Regions from separate parts of the Mus musculus genome. Here region 1 is linked to region 2. The links are chromatin loops, found by intact Hi-C in ENCODE. Cell type or tissue: left cerebral cortex. All regions are shown on one strand. Each heading gives the region's core, and the rest is flanking DNA. Links, peaks and the distances in the headings are about the cores only.

Region 1 (7,736 bases), core at 2,141-6,140, 830 kb after region 2:
CAAAAGGTGCCCCATCTCCCTGCAGCCCGGCAGAGAAGGTGAAAGACTCCAGTCCTTGCTTTGTCTGCTTTATGGCTAGGTTTCTGCCTTCAAGGTAAGGAACAGATGTTTCCTAAGCTCCCGGGGATTTGTCTGCCTTGTTCACACCTTCAGCAGACAGTTCATTGCCGTTTTAATTTATACGGTTCTGTTTCGCTGGTGGGACAATAACTCTCGCTCCACTTTAAGTCACAAAATGGTGGCATAAGAGAAAGCTGGGCTGAACCTCATTACACCTAGCTGTGTGTTCCCCTGCCACTTGCCGGTCTGCCTCTTGCCTGAATCCAAACACAGTCAACTCGCCAGCCCAGATTGCTTCCTCTATCCGGGCTCCGGGCATCAGTTTAGTGATCTGTAATCTGAAGTTTGAAGAGACCGATACCATTGATTCACAAGGTCCATTCCAGCTCTGACATCTATTAAACTCTTACTTGTAAAAAGGAGGCTTTCAATCTCTGTGTGGCTTGTACCATCCAGAGCCTGGACGTGCATCCCACAATGCCTTTCTGCTGTGCCCTGCCGTTGAGGCTTACAGCAACAGAGGGAGAATCATTCCCAGCTGCTGGGAGCCTAATCCAGCTGCCATGTGGGGAGTTTTGTCATGCCTATTTCACAGTGGGTCATGTCAAGTCAACATGTATTTCTTAAGTGCCTCTGACAAGCCCAGAAAGAGGGTGGGACCCCCCCTGAGGCCTCAGCGAGTTCATCTGAATGGAAAAGCTTGTTTTGCTGGACTTCAGGGGGTCTCCAGCCCTGAAGGCTTGAGATTCAGTAATCCGTTGGGAGGAAAGATGCTCAGCCCCACTCCCAGACCAAGGCTCCTGTCCCAAGTCCAGATACCCAGCCACTTGGTCCCAAGGCCTAACCCACATGGAGACTAGGGAAGATACCAGTGTGCTTTTTACAGACAGGCACACCTCTGAACCGTCTATGGGGCTGAGTCCAGTCCCACTACTTCTACAGCTCCAAGATCTCTGGGCCACTCTGAGGTGGGTGGGGAAGACGCAGATTGGACGTATGCGGAATGATTTAAAGAAAGTCCCCCACACAACCACACAGTATCCCACACAACCACACAGTATCCCACACAACCTCACAGTATCCCACACAACCTCACAGTATCCCACACAACCACACAGTATCCCACACAACCACACAGTACCCCACACAACCACACAGTACCCCACACAATCTCACAGTCCAACCTGAAACTCTCAGCACAGGCAGCCAGAGTCTTTGCATGCAAGCATCTTGCTTCCAGAAGTTTCCTGATAAATGCAAATGTACACAGAAGACTAGCATGTGCTCAGACTTCTTTTCCCAGTGTCACCAACATTTTCCACCCCCTACCCGGAACCCCCCCCCCCCATTGCTCCTCCCCAGGTCTCTAAGTACAGAACAAAGGCTTCTAAGAAACACAAGAACTTCCCCATCAAGAGAGAGATAGGAATCATTTTTTTTTAAGAAAAACACTTAGAGAGGAATAAAAAGTTCACAAACACGCATGCTCTTCGACTTACACTCTATTTTGTGTCTTCAACCAGACGAAGACAAGGGAATCAGAGGAAAAAAAAAATCAGTTGGCAAGAAGAAAATAGGAGGTAATACAGAGAACTTTTTAAATCCACTATTTTATGAGAGTTTTTAGAAAGAGCATGCCTCTGCCTTTAAGGAATTATGAATCCCATCGCTGTTTCAGTTGGCCACCGGAAATCTCCTCAAATTATGACACAGATTTATTATTTAATTACAAATGGGTAAGCATTAATTGTGAGTGGGGAAATTCTGAAGGGTAATTGAAGCTTGGATCAGAATGAGGACGAGGTCTCGGTCCTCCTTATGGGGACATGGGGAAGCAGGAAAAAAAAAATCATGACTTTACCCCACACTAGCAGCAATTGGACCAGGTAGAAGAGTTTCCTAAATACATCTGGTAAACCTGAGACGGTGATTAAAGGAGACTATGTCCTCGCATTTCTTCTTGCTCCAAATGTTTTTAAAACCATCAGTTGCCATTTGCTATGGACTTAATTGTGGGCCCACAGTAGTTTGTATACTGCATCCCTAGTCCCCAGTTAGACTTATTTGGATGTCGGGCTTTAGGGAGGTATTAAAGGTTCATGGAGTCCTAGGGCCCTAACCCGTTAGTAGTGTGTCCTTGTAGGAAGAGTTAATAGACACTCCATGGAGAAAGACCCTTCCATGGCCATACAGGGGGGAAAAAAGGCTATCTAGAAGCTGGGAAGAGAGCCCTCACCATAAATTAAGTTTGTGGGGCTTCTCGCCTCCACAGAGAGAATATAAATGCCAGTCACTTAAGCCTCCCAGTGTGCAAAGTCTCTTTATGGCACCCTGAGCAGCTAATGCAACATCTGTGCAAAAGAAATGTTCTGCCCAAGGGATGAGGCTCGCTGAGGCAGTCAACAAACAGGAGTGAACCATCGTCTAGACAATGGTTTTATAGCAGAAGCTGTGATAGCGTCCTCAACAGGATTCTCCCCACAGCAGCTCTAAGCCTCTGCTTCCACAACCTCCCTCCAATGCTGGCACCAACTTAGGTGCGCCCTCCTCAGCCTGAGGAGGAACAGTGCTCAGTACCCAGGCAATGGGTACTGACTGTCTTCTCCCTTGAGTTTGCCTCCGAAGCAGTCGGAGCCGTGCCGTGGAGTCCAGGCTCGGCCTATCAGGGAGTAAAACAATGTCGCCGTGGAGAACCGGAAAACGACAATCGTTCCTGACAAGCACTCCATGAGCGCATGCGGCCTAGGTGCACCTACACCTGGACGGCTTTCTGAGTCCTAAAGGACTGGTAAAGACTGGTGTCTAGGCCAGGGACAATGTCAGGGGACACACACCTTCAGGAGGCCAGAGTTTCACAGTGTGAGGGCGATAAAGGGATGTTAAATAAAACTGGGGAGACAGGAAGGAAAAATAGCTAGGCCAAACGTTAATTTCAGGAGAGGAATCGGATTGAGGCTGAAAGCTGGAATAATCCCCTCAGCTTTTGACTAAACTCTAGCTAGAAGAGCAGAAATCTATACTTGATCATTTAAAAAGAAACAACTTTTGCTTCAAAGCTTTTAAAGAAAGATAAGAAAAAGGAGGAATTTTTTTCCTTCCCTACAAATATTTGCATTTTTTTTTTAATTTGACACTTTTAACGTCAGGCAACAGGGGACTATGGTTTGATTGGTTGGTTGGTTTTGGATACAACCGAGGGTCACAAAGGCAAGAGTACTCATACATCAGCAAACAGGACGAAGTCGTGTGATTTTTTAGTGCCTCAAATACGCCCACCAAGGCTGATGTCTAATTGCCAATGGTCCAACAATCAGTTCACAAAATTCCTGGCTACTTAACCAGTCTCTAGCAAGTACACCAGCTGGCTCCAGCACACTTTTGCAAGGCATTCTGGGTAAGCAGATGGCAGCTGGCCCAGCACAAAACCACAGACCAGAGAAACCAAGGTTTCAGAGGGCGATGTGAGGAAGCCCAATAGATCTTCCTCCCCTGGATGCAGCTCCTCGCAGGCACTACAGGGAGCTACGGACCTAGTCATTAAGCTACCCACCACCTAAGGAAGAGACACATTCCGTTCTTTAGGAAGGGTTGCCTAGACCCCGGCGCACTGTGATGGCGCCACCTGGTGGCCAAAGGAAAAACAGCCACGGAGAATCTCAGATTTCCACCACGTTTTTAAAATTCTGTATGAAATTGGTATTTCAGGAAAGAAAAAGAGTGGGGGAGGGGAATCGAAGGGAGGGACAGAAAAGGACTGGAAGGGGGTGCTACAGGAAGGGAGGGAAGGGGGAAGGAGGAGATGGGATGGAAGAGTTAGAAAAGATCTTAGCTAATCATTGGCAAACCAAAAGCTCAACTTTCCCAGGCACTTCCTAAAAATGCCCACTATGTCCCCCATAAAGAAAGATATTAAAAATGAATTACTGAAATACTTTTAATGATTTGGCCAGACAAACGCTGAGTGGTTTACCTCACTACTAGACAGTTCCATCACTCAGCTGTCGTGACCATCTATAGATACTTATGACTGGCCTATACTTTGGATATTCATGTATAATTCATCTAAATTCATTCTATGGCCCAACCTTCGAAAGAACTGCTAGCATATGCTTTTGTTTCCATAACAAAGCCAAACACAGAAGCCAGGGTAGGGTATGTACCTCTCCAGCTTAACCCTCAGTGCCTGGCACTGGCCTCTCTGCTTGGCCAGGGTTCAATACAGCCTGGTCCTAGTTAGTTCCTGGTTCCTCTGCAGAAACTCTCTCTAAAGGTTCATGCCAGTCACCTGCAGGTATTTATAGAAATCTAAGCTTTGGTTCATAAGTCAGAGAACTGGGCAGAATTGGAGCTGGCACCAGTAAGCATTAGAGTAATAGTTGATGAAACAGATTAATTAAAGAAATGCATTAACATGCATAACCGAGTGGCTCTTATTATATGTATGTGAGTTGTCCAGCTAGAGTAAAACATTTAAACTCTGTGTCTGTCTGTGTGTGTGTGTGCGCGCGCGCGTGCATGTGTGCGTGCATGTGTGTAAGAAAGCAGAGCTCGCCTTGATGATGTGTATTATTTCCACAGCCTCTGGCTGAGCTTCAAGCTCAAAACACCTTTGACTAAACACTCAGAAGCCGGTTACTGGGATCGATAAAGGAGAAAGAGTGACCTCTGCTGGCCAAGTGAGATTTTTTTTTCCCCAGCCTCTGGTCAATTTCCCAACTCTACAATGACATGATGTGTTTACAGAAATGCAGTAATGCCCTCTGCAGAATAAATGATCGGCTAATTTTTTTCTAGACTGGTGATATTTACAATCCCATCAGCAAAAAGGCCATGGCTTGTTTGGCTCAAAAACTCCTTAATGATTTGTAGAAATGAGATTCAATTAGGTTTTTTTATGCTTAATAATTATTCAGTAGAAAAAATAAGAAATGTTTTCATGTGGCAAACAATCATTTATTTTCTTTGCTTCTTGTTTATATGTCATTGATGAAATGAATAATTTGCAATTTATTTTGAAATATAGAAACTAACTAGGGTAATGATAAAACTGTTGCCCCTAAGTATCTCATTAATATCTGTAGTCATTTGATTGCTAAGCCCTCAATTTAGGAACTGAATTGTTATTTTTTGCATTTATTTAGTGTGTGTGTGTGTGTGTGTGTGTGTGTGTGTGTGTGTTCACATTGCTATGGTGTGCTTGTGGAGCACAACTTCCAGGACTCAGTTCTCTCCTTCCTGTGGTGGGCCCAGGATTGAGCCAAGGTCATAAGGCTTGGCAGCAAATGCCTTTACCCACTGAGCCATCTCCCCATCCCTAAAAGTTTTCAATTCTTTCCAATAGTCCCATTTCATAATCCATTGTGCTGTGCAGACTGGGAATGAGTTAGCTCACGCTTGAAGACTCAACAGTGCTCAGAACAAAATCACTTCCACTTCATCCCTGGGTGGCCAGATCTCTCCACAGAGCTTCCGTTGCTTTCGACAAGCAGAAGATGGGGTGCCTCGTGCTACTCTCAGACATTTTCAACTATCAGCTTACCCTGATTACAGAGGTCACTTTGGTCTCTAGTTTGTCCAAATTTAAAACAAAAATACCATATTTCAGGTTTTCCACAGAAATGCTGGGCAAAGTCTCTTTAAAATGTTTTTAATTGACTAATAATTCTGCCAATGTGACTGTTAAATCAAGAAGGTGAAAGAGGAGAGACACCCAGAGAGCAAGCTCTGAGCCCCACTCAGTGAGGGAAACTGGCCCATATGTCAATAAACTATAAAAATTCTCAAATGCCTATAAAAGGCATCAGTATCCAGTGTCATATAACTCATGCACCATCGTTACCAATAAAATATTCAAATTAAATGAAGGGTTTATTTTAAATCTTTTTTATATTCCTACATAATGAAAGGCTAGTATTTCTGTCACATGCCTTTCTGAAGCCAACACTCTCCCTTTCCCTAGCTCTCTGGCTGACAAGAGGCCAGACTACTTCACACTCAGAAACACTTTGAAAATCAGAGAGTAGACATGGAAGGAGAGAGGGAAGATGAAGCCATAATCATTATGGTGTGTGCTGGTCTCCTGCACCTGCGGGGGGGGGGGGGGGGAACGAGGACAGAAACACGTAGATGAACTGTGGAGAGAATATCTTGTGTGTTCTATGGATGCATCACCTGTCAATTACAAAAACCTACAGCCTATAGGAAAGGGTAGAATAGAAGGTGGGACATCTGGGAGGGAGAAAGAATTCTGGGATAGAGCCAGGAGCAGGAGATTGGCCTGGGAAGATGTGACAAGACAGAGGCATGGCACCTGAGCACAGGTAACCAGCCATGGGGCAGAAGGTAGACTAGAGTAACTGGATTATAATAAGTTATGATCTAGTCAGAGAAGAGCCGAACTATATGGCAAGGTATTTGTAAATAGATTTAGAGTCTGGGTCTTGTTTCTTGGAGCGTAGAGTGGGAGGAAGAACCAAAGTGTAACTTCTACAACCAACTCTGACACAATTCCTGGAACTGGCCATGATGTCTTCCCTTCCTTGCTTTTCATTTGCTAACACACACACTAATCCCAGCGCTCGGGAGGCAGAGGCAGGCGGATTTCTGAGTTCGAGGCCAGTCTGGTCTACAAAGTGAGCTCCAGGACAGCCATGGCTACACAGAGAAACCCTGTCTCGAAAAAACCAAAAAAAAAAAAAAAAAAAAAAAAAAGAATGAACAATCTTTCCTAAGAATACCAATTGACACTCCTCAACACACATGGTTTTGTCTTGGTTTACTCTATGAAATGGTATAGAGAAGATCTTTAAGAAAAGATACAGACCTTGCTATGTGTTGAATGTGTCCTCCAAAGTCCATGAGCCAGGAACTTGGTTTCAGTACAACAGGGTTGAAAAGTGGGAATCTCTAAGACTTGATTAGACACTGAAAATTATCACATCAAGAGTGGATCCGCAGGCAGGGGTAGGGGTGTGGGCCTTTTACTTTAGCACTTGGGAGGCAGAGACAAGTGGATCTCTGCATTTGGGGGCAGCCTGGTCTACAGAACAAGTTTTAGTTACAGGGTCACAAAGAGAAATCCTGTCATCATCATCATCATCATCCTCCTCATCCTCGTCATCATCAGCATGCATCAGCATTCAGTGCTGCAGGAGTGAATCTGCTACCGCAGGTTTGCAGTGAAAGCCGTTCAGCCCTCGTCTGTCTCTGCCTCGTGTGCAGGTGTTCTTGTTCACCTTCTGCCTTCCTCTGTGGAACGACACTGCCCTTGCTAGATGCTGGTGCCTTAATATTGAACTTCCAGCCTCCTACACCTTGAGAAATAAATACTGTTTTCTTTACAAATGACCCAGTCTATGATATACTGCTCTAGCAACATGCGTTAGACTAAAATGCAGACCTGGAACTAAGAAAGCTCGATTCGGAGCTGGGACTGTAGCTCAGTTGGTGAAGTAGCTCAGTTGGTGAAGTGCTTGCCTTGCATGCAAGAAGCCCTGGCTTTGGTCCTCAACACCACGTAAGCTGGTCACAATGGTGCACACCTATAACCCCAACACTGAAGGGGTCAAGCAAGAGCACCAGACATTCAGGATCATCCTTGGCTATATCGGGAGTTCAAAACCAGCTTAGGCTAATGTGAGACCTGCCTCAAAATCAAAAGAAAAATGTGGAGAAAT
Region 2 (7,736 bases), core at 1,979-5,978:
CCAAAACTCAAAGAAACAAACAAACAACAGCCAAACAGTTGATGGAAGCTTGGAGACACTTATGGAAGAGTTGGGGGAAGGATTGAGGACCCGGAAGAGGATAGGAACTCTACAGGAAGTCCAACAGAGTCAACTAACCTGGACCCTTGGAACTCTCAGAGACTGAGAGTAACCAAAGAGCATACATGGCTGGACCTAGCCTCCCCAGATACATATAGCAAATATTCAGCTTCATGTGGTCTTCATGTGGACTCCAAAAACTGGAGCAGGGGCTACCCCAAAAGTTGTTGCTACCAGGCTGTGGGATATGTTCTTCTAGCTGGGCTGCCTTGCCTGGCCTCAGGGGGAAAGGATGCCCCTAAACCCACAGAGACGTGAGGTACCAGGGAGGGCCTCTACCCTCTCACAGGAGAAAGGGAATGAGTAGAGGCAGGGATTGTGTGTGTGTGTGTGGGTGGGTGCTCAGAGGGACGCAGTGATGGGGATGTAAAATGAATTTAAAAAAAAAAAACATGAAAAGTGAAAATGGTCTTTTATATCATAAGTAAACTCTGCCTGAGACTGCAATGAGAATTCTCACTCCCAAGTGTAACTGTAATTTTGTTACTGTTCTGAGTCATAATGTAAATTTCTCATATCCAGAAGAGCTGAACTGCAACCAAAGGCGTTCACAACCCACAGGTGAAGAAGAATCACTGCTCTAAGAACTGTGAAGGACAGATGATGAGTCTGCGTGAGGCACAGGGGCTTTATGTTCCATGACGATAGTGACATAGCTTATTATGGGATAGATACAGCACTGTACTGAGGCCTCCCAGCCAGAGCAATACCCTGAGTCAGGGACTCAGTCAATGAGAGTTAAGGGCAGGTGAGTGCCTGCTGTGCAAAGCATCACCTGAGTAGCGTGGAGAGTCTCCTCTTGCTCTAATACTCTAATAATACCCGAAACCTGTCAGATCACCTCCACAGCAACCCTTGCTTTGATTCAACAAACATACTACGTTCTGAAAGCTCAGATTAAAATATGAGTGGGCTATCTGGAAGAAATAAATTCACTAATTTATTAGTAAAAATAAAAATTAAGTCCTTTCAAAGTAAACCGGTTGAAGTGATTTGATTAGCCAGCTGAAATTCCATAGAAAGCTTCAAGTGGCAATTTCTCCTTCATAGAGAACATTCAGGAAGGATGATAATTCCTTATTACTGCTGCCAGGGGGAGGGCCAAGCCTGTGCTCCACTGAGAGCGTATGGGCCTCTGGGCATCCCATGGGCACTAGGAACCCCAGGCTGACTTGCAGAGGTGCCAGGGATAAGCAGGTAATGGAAGATAGAGGTGCTGCAAAAGAGAAGAGCCAGGGATTTCTGGAAGGAAACAGAGGGAGAGACGAACAGTTCCTCCTTTAATTGATGTGCTCAAGCTTCTAAGCTGCTCTTGAGATTTATCAACATATATCACAGTATGCTATAAGCTACAACAAAGCAAAAGCAAACCAAAACAACCCAAAACCAAAACAGAGGCCTGAAAGAGTTAAGTGAGGACCCAAATCTACTGAGTTAGCCTGTGGACTGGCATCTTCTCTGTCACTGCAGCATCTCAGCATGGACCTCAATGACTTTAACCTCTCAGGGACAGTGACACAAAGAAAGTGGCTTGCTAACAGACACTTGGAAATGCAAGACTGAGTTCAGCCTTTTTCTGGACAATGTGGTCTATGTAAATGAACTGCAGAGCCACATAGATGGCAGAGATAGAAGTTGTAAGCCTAGATATAGTCACTGAGGAGAAGTGTAAGTGGACTTGTTGAGCCATTTATGGAATGCCTAGTTTGTAACAGCATAGGAGTAGCAGGGTCACACCACATACCACACACACACACACACACACACACACACCAATAAGCAAAATATACCAAAAAGAAAATTTAAATAAGTCATACTACACAGAAACATCTTACATCCAAAAGAAAATGATCTCAGACCTCTCTTTTCATTATAAAAAATTAGCTATGTTGTAACTGTTCCAGTATCATTGGCATTCCTACCAGGCATCTAGCCATTTTGAGAGCTAGCTGGGCATAGATTGTCCCCAAATCCATCATTTTTATTTTATGAATGTATTGTAGAGCCCAGTTTTATAGTTTTCACTTCCAAACTCTGCCAAAATAAAAAAAAAAGACTCAAATACCCTTCTAAACATCAAATGATGTCTATTTTAACTTATTTAATCTTCTCTTAGTGATACCTGGTGACAGAGATCTGTAATTTCAGGACTTGGGAGGTTGAGGCACAAAGGATTATAGGTCCACAAATTCAAGGTCAGCCTGGGCAACATAGTGAGGCCTTTTTTCAAAATAAAACAACCCTTTCCCCATTCCAGTGTCTGGTTAAGATGACAAGTATACAAATACCCTGGTGTTCTAGAAGAGAGGAAACTAGCAGAGAGATGCAACTGAGGCACGATCTTGAGGTAAAAATACTCAAAGTAAGTTCACAAAACTATCAGCCTTTGCCATGCAGTAAGCAAGGCATCATTCTCTTCTAGATGGAGGTGTTACAGTGCTAGGCTTTAAACTGTGTCAGCATAGTTATGACAATCTTCAACAGAGCTGACCTCAAAGGAGAGATGGCTCAGAGCAGGCTGTGTCAACTGTCCACCATCCATTCCCTCCATCAGTGCAGAGAATGCTGTCTGTATCAGTAGCAGAAACAATGCCAAGGGTGAACTATTTAAGAAACGTGTTCAGACACAGGAAAGGAAAGCACCAGAGCTGGGATTTGAACCAGTGTGCTTGCTTGTTTGCCTTTTCTTTTTCTTTTTTCTTTTTCTTTTCCTTTTTCTTTTTCTCTCGTTTTTGCTTTCTCTCTCTCTCTCTCTCTCTCTCTCTCTCTTTCTTCCTTTCTTTCTTTCTTTCTTTCTTTCTTTCTTTCTTTCTTTCTTTCTTTCTTTCTTTCTTTCTTTCTTTCTTTCTTTCTTCATTTGTTTCTCTTGTTGTGACCTTATTACAGAAGGTCCTCTGTGTAACAACCCTGGTAGTCCTGGAACTAGCATTGTAGACCAGGCTGGCCTCAAACTCACAGAGATCCACCTGCCTCTGCCTCCCAGGTTCTGGAATTAAAGGTGTGCACCACCATATCTAGCTCAGCTTTCATTTTTGTTTTGTTTTGCTTTGCTTTTGATTATGTTTTTGTTTTTTATTGTTTGTTGCTTGCTTGCTTGTTTGCTTGTTTTGGTGGAGTTGTTTTTTGTTTGTTTGTTTGTTTGTTTGTTTGGTTGGTTGGTTGGTTGGTTCCCTTGATTATTTGGGGAAGGCAGGGTGGTTGATGCTCTCACATACCAGCTGCCTTGATAGAAATAAGTCTAATAGTGTTCTATTCTTTTTCAGGAAATACGAAGATAAAAATATAAAATTTAGCTTTTGACAAACTACAAGAAAAAAAAAAAAACAAAACACAACAAAACCCCACAGCCCTAGAGAGTCAACCTTTACTTTTGCCTTGGATGGTAACTGGATGCTTCCCAGGAGATTTCAAGTAGCCAAGCACAAAAGCACCTTTTCTCACAGCTATAACCAACAGAAATCTGAAAAGCAAAAGTCAGAGATGGATCTGAAAACCCCAAAGGAGAACTTCATTTCACTGACCGCTCCAGGGCCACAGGCTCCATCAGCCTTCTATACCTTCGACTCCTGGGGAAAGACAGGCCTGAAGTTCACTCTGTCTTAAATGCCTATGCCCACCAGAGCTTCCTGCAGGGAGCACTAGATGGTATGAATTGCTAGCCAAACCCATCCTGTCGCTTGACTTAAACATTTACATCACATATCTCAAGAAGACTCATTTTAGTAGCTGCCTTTTTTGAAACACCTACACCTGAAATTAAAATACCAAAAGGAAAGCATCCTCCAGTCTTTCCCAGTGAGCAGATGGGCCTGAGTGGATCCAACCATGGAGCATGAAGCACCAGATTGTGCATCTCTTCACAGAGCCTCAAATTAGAAATTTCAGAGCATCGTGGATTGCAAGATGAAATCTGTTTTCCCCCCGAGAAGAAGATTCTGTGCTGACCTGATGCCAGCCTAGAAGCCTCTGTCTCTCCAACAAGGCATTCTGCAAGTAAAACGCACTGCACCATCTACTTAATTAGCTATTGCTCTCAACCATTCAGAGCTTCAGATGACTAGTATTTATAATTTTATGGTTGAGTTTACTTGTCCAAAACATGTCCTGAACAATTCACTGGTGTCTAATTTCATAGCAGCTCCGTAAGGCTGGAGACCAGAGGAGCAACTGAAACGCTTCAGCCCACCTTCTCTCAGGACCAGATGTGGCTGGGCATGGTATGAATGACAGACCAAGGCACCTGATGCCTCTGAGCATTTGCCTGGGGTCTCTGCGTTGACCTCAAGAGAATTCCATCCTCTAAGGAGGAGATGGGAGCTGAGGGCGCTTGGCCAGGTGTCTGCAGGGAGACAAAGGAAGAAAACACACCTCACCACTGGAGAATGAGGGACTTGCTGAAAGCAATGGATAGACAACTAGTTTTGAGGCGGTGCCTAAGTGCTTACATGACTCAGACACCCCTCTTGAAACATCCTAAGTTTAGAGACAATTGGAAATCCGGACGACTTGCCAATACATAAGATATAGCATATTTATTTGCTGGCGTGGTATTCAGCAGTCAAAAGCAGTGCATTAAGTTTACACAAACTGGCATGGATCAATCTCAAAAAACAAACCACCGAATAGAAACACAACTTGCAGACAACATATGCAGCATGGTGGCATTTGACTAAAAAAAGAAGAAGAAATAGCATGTATACACACACACACACACACACACACACACACACAAAACATATATTTCTCTAGGCATGTACATATCCATAGGTGAATCATGAAAACATGCTTTTTGGGTAAATCAGTTTTAATTTTTCCAAGAATATTAATACTACCCCATGGGCAACGTATGTCAATACCTTGAGGAAGTAATTTTTCTCAGTCTCTTGAATTATCTTAACTGGCTAACTGTCAGCTTTTGGACACAGAAATCTACACGTAGGGGAGAATGTATAACCTATATTTACACACTATCAGTATTTTTTATTAAGTTAGAGAGCATAGAATTACTTTAAAATCTAAAAGGACATCTTCCCAACTCACCAGCGAATAGTCTGAAGGATCCTTTGAGCAGATTGTAAAAGAGTCTGGACATGTGAATAAAAAAGATTAAGCCAATTTTCAATGATTTTGAGAATAAATAGATTAAAATAATAATAGTCTACACTATGTCCTGAATCCTGATCATAAGACAGGCACTCATAGGCATTTTACATGCCTTAGTGCATTCAACTTTCATGTAACTTCAGGTAGTCGGCATCCTCACTACCAAATACTCTCTTTAAAATGTGAGAAACGGCTGCCCAAAGGGAAATTGTGGGAAGTGGAGGAACCAGCATTGAGAATCTCAGCCAGATTTGTGTCCAACCAGTGTGGCCCCAGTGGCTCCTACAACTCTGCTTTGATGACAAAGAGGCCATGCCTACTCTTCTTGGAAACTGAGCACACTAGCCTCTAGGGCATAGTGTCTAGAATATGAACATGACGTGGATTCTGTTCCTGGTTGGAGACCTGTGATGGTTTATACAAAACATCTCCAGACCTGACCCTTTGTTCCAGGAGGATAGAGACAGAATGAAGCCCTGTGAACAGGGCTAAGAGAAGCCTGACTCCTGCCACTCAGAGCTAGCAGCTAAAATGGTTGGTTAGGTTCCTTGACTCAGCGAGTACTGTCAAGAAAAGAAAATGTTACCAGTAAGTGGTTTTCTTTTTCAACGAACTTCAAGATTGTCTTTAAAGAGGCTGACCCAGCATACACATTTGTTTTTATCTCAATATAGGTATATGGAAACTTACATAGAAGCATAGATTTATTGGACCATTCAAATGCACTTTCTATATAATTCAAAGATGTACATAAAATAGGATTTCTTTTTTATGCCTTTGTTTTTTTTTGTTTTTGTTTGTTTGTTTGTTTGTTTGTTTGTTTTGTTTTGTTTTGGCTAGGTTTTATACAGAAGGTCAATTCTCTCTTGAAAATGACAAGTGTGCTTCTATTTTCTGTCTCTCCACAAACTGTGAAAAGCTGACAAAAATTCCCAGAGTGAAATCACCAAAGGAAAATGAGAGTGGAGTTAATGCATTTAATCCTTTTATTAATGTGAATATGATGGAGATGCTGGAGGTCTACAAATATACAGAAAAGAACGCTAACAATGTTTAAAATGTAGGACCTGAGGAGAAGACCTGAGTTATCATCCCCAGCAGGTATATAAAAGCATAATGTTGGTAAAGCCTCAGTGTTGTGGGGCAGCAGTAAGCAGATACCGGCAGATAATAGGCTAGCCTGCTTAGATGGATCAAGGAGCTCTGGGTTCAATGAGAGACCCTGTCTCAAAAGATAGAAAACAACAGAGGAAGACATCCAGTGTCAACCTTTAACCCCCCTCTCCCCACACACATTTCACATTTTTCAAAGTTAAAAATTAACTGAGGTGTTGGAAACATGACTCAGTGGTTAAGAGTACATGCTACTCTTGCAGGGACCCAAGTTCTGTTTCCATGTTAGGTGGGTCACAACTGTCTATAACTCCATCTCTGGAGAATTGATGCCTTATTCTGATGCCTAAACACAAGTGGCATGAAACACACATATACACACACATGAACACACACAGAGAGAGTCACAGAGAGAGGGAGAGAGAGAAATAAAAACAATGCTAAAGTAATTTTGAAACTTCAGGAACAAAATCAGAGGGGGGTTAAATAAGAAAATATGGCCTAGTCAAGGATAGTTAAGTCGGCAGTGAAAATCATGCAATGCATAAGAACTTTGACGTAGCAAAGGTCATGGACTTCACCCATGCACATAAGAACTGGGATGTAGCAGTGCAGCAGGAAGCACCAAACAGGAGGCAGACTGAGTGCTTGAGCTGAGGGAGACAGGAGACAGGAATTTGCAGTTTCCATTTGCCATGGTCAGAAATCAATATCTAAACAACTATCCACTTTTAGAACTAAACAGACCTTCTCTTCCCACACTCTTCAGAAACCAAGGCCACAGTTGCCCTCCACAATCCAAAACTGCTACCAGAAGTGTAGCATTTGTTCACTGGCCTCTTCCTCATAGGGTACCAATCTCCAGACTCTGTTGCACATTTCTTTCTTTCTTTCTTTCTTTCTTTCTTTCTTTCTTTCTTTCTTTCTTTCTTTCTTTCTTTCTTTCTTTCTTTCTTTCTCTCTCTCTCTCTTTCTTCTTTCTTTCTTTCTTTCTTTCTTTTTTTTTTTTAGATATTTTCTTTATTTACATTTCAAATGCTATCCTGAAAGTTTCCTGTACCCTCCCCTCACCCTGCTCCCCTACCCACCCACTCTCACTTCCTGGCCCTGGCGTTCTCCTGTACTGGGGCATATAAAGTTTGCAAGACCAAGGGGCCTCTCTTCCCAATGATGGCCTACTAGGCCATCTTCTGATACATATGCAGGTAGAGACATGAGCTCCGGGGGTACTGGTTAGTTCATATTGTTGTTCCACCTATAGGGTTGCAGACCCCTTCAGCTCCTTAGGTACTTTCTCTAGCTCCTCCATTGGGGGCCCTGTGATCCATCCAATAGCTGACTGTGAGCATCCACTTCTGTTTTTGCCAGGCACTGGCATAGCCTCACACGAGACAGCTATA

The links. Hi-C counts contacts between places; a loop is a spot of excess contacts. Peaks named below come from ENCODE experiments on the same cell type or tissue, not always from the same donor. Only the 100,000 strongest peaks of a DNase experiment are listed, where the experiment ranks them.
Region 1: a loop joins it to region 2, with 4 times the contacts of the local background. A loop is called at or near these places in 2 of 42 quality-filtered maps.

Annotation. Positions count from the first base shown.
Region 1 is chr1:75,649,693-75,657,428 of GRCm38, reverse strand. No RefSeq gene overlaps it. Among named protein-coding and RNA genes, the nearest start is that of Slc4a3, 110 kb to the right of the region's middle. In left cerebral cortex, for the core only: CTCF peaks have their summits at 3,684 (motif pointing left) and 4,741 (motif pointing left); DNase peaks (open chromatin) are centred at 3,489, 3,645, 4,198 and 4,715; H3K4me3 peaks cover 249 bases.
Region 2 is chr1:76,480,588-76,488,323 of GRCm38, reverse strand. No RefSeq gene overlaps it. Among named protein-coding and RNA genes, the nearest start is that of Gm17751, 4.7 kb to the left of the region's middle. In left cerebral cortex, for the core only: a CTCF peak has its summit at 3,760; DNase peaks (open chromatin) are centred at 3,919 and 4,468; H3K27ac peaks cover 1,291 bases.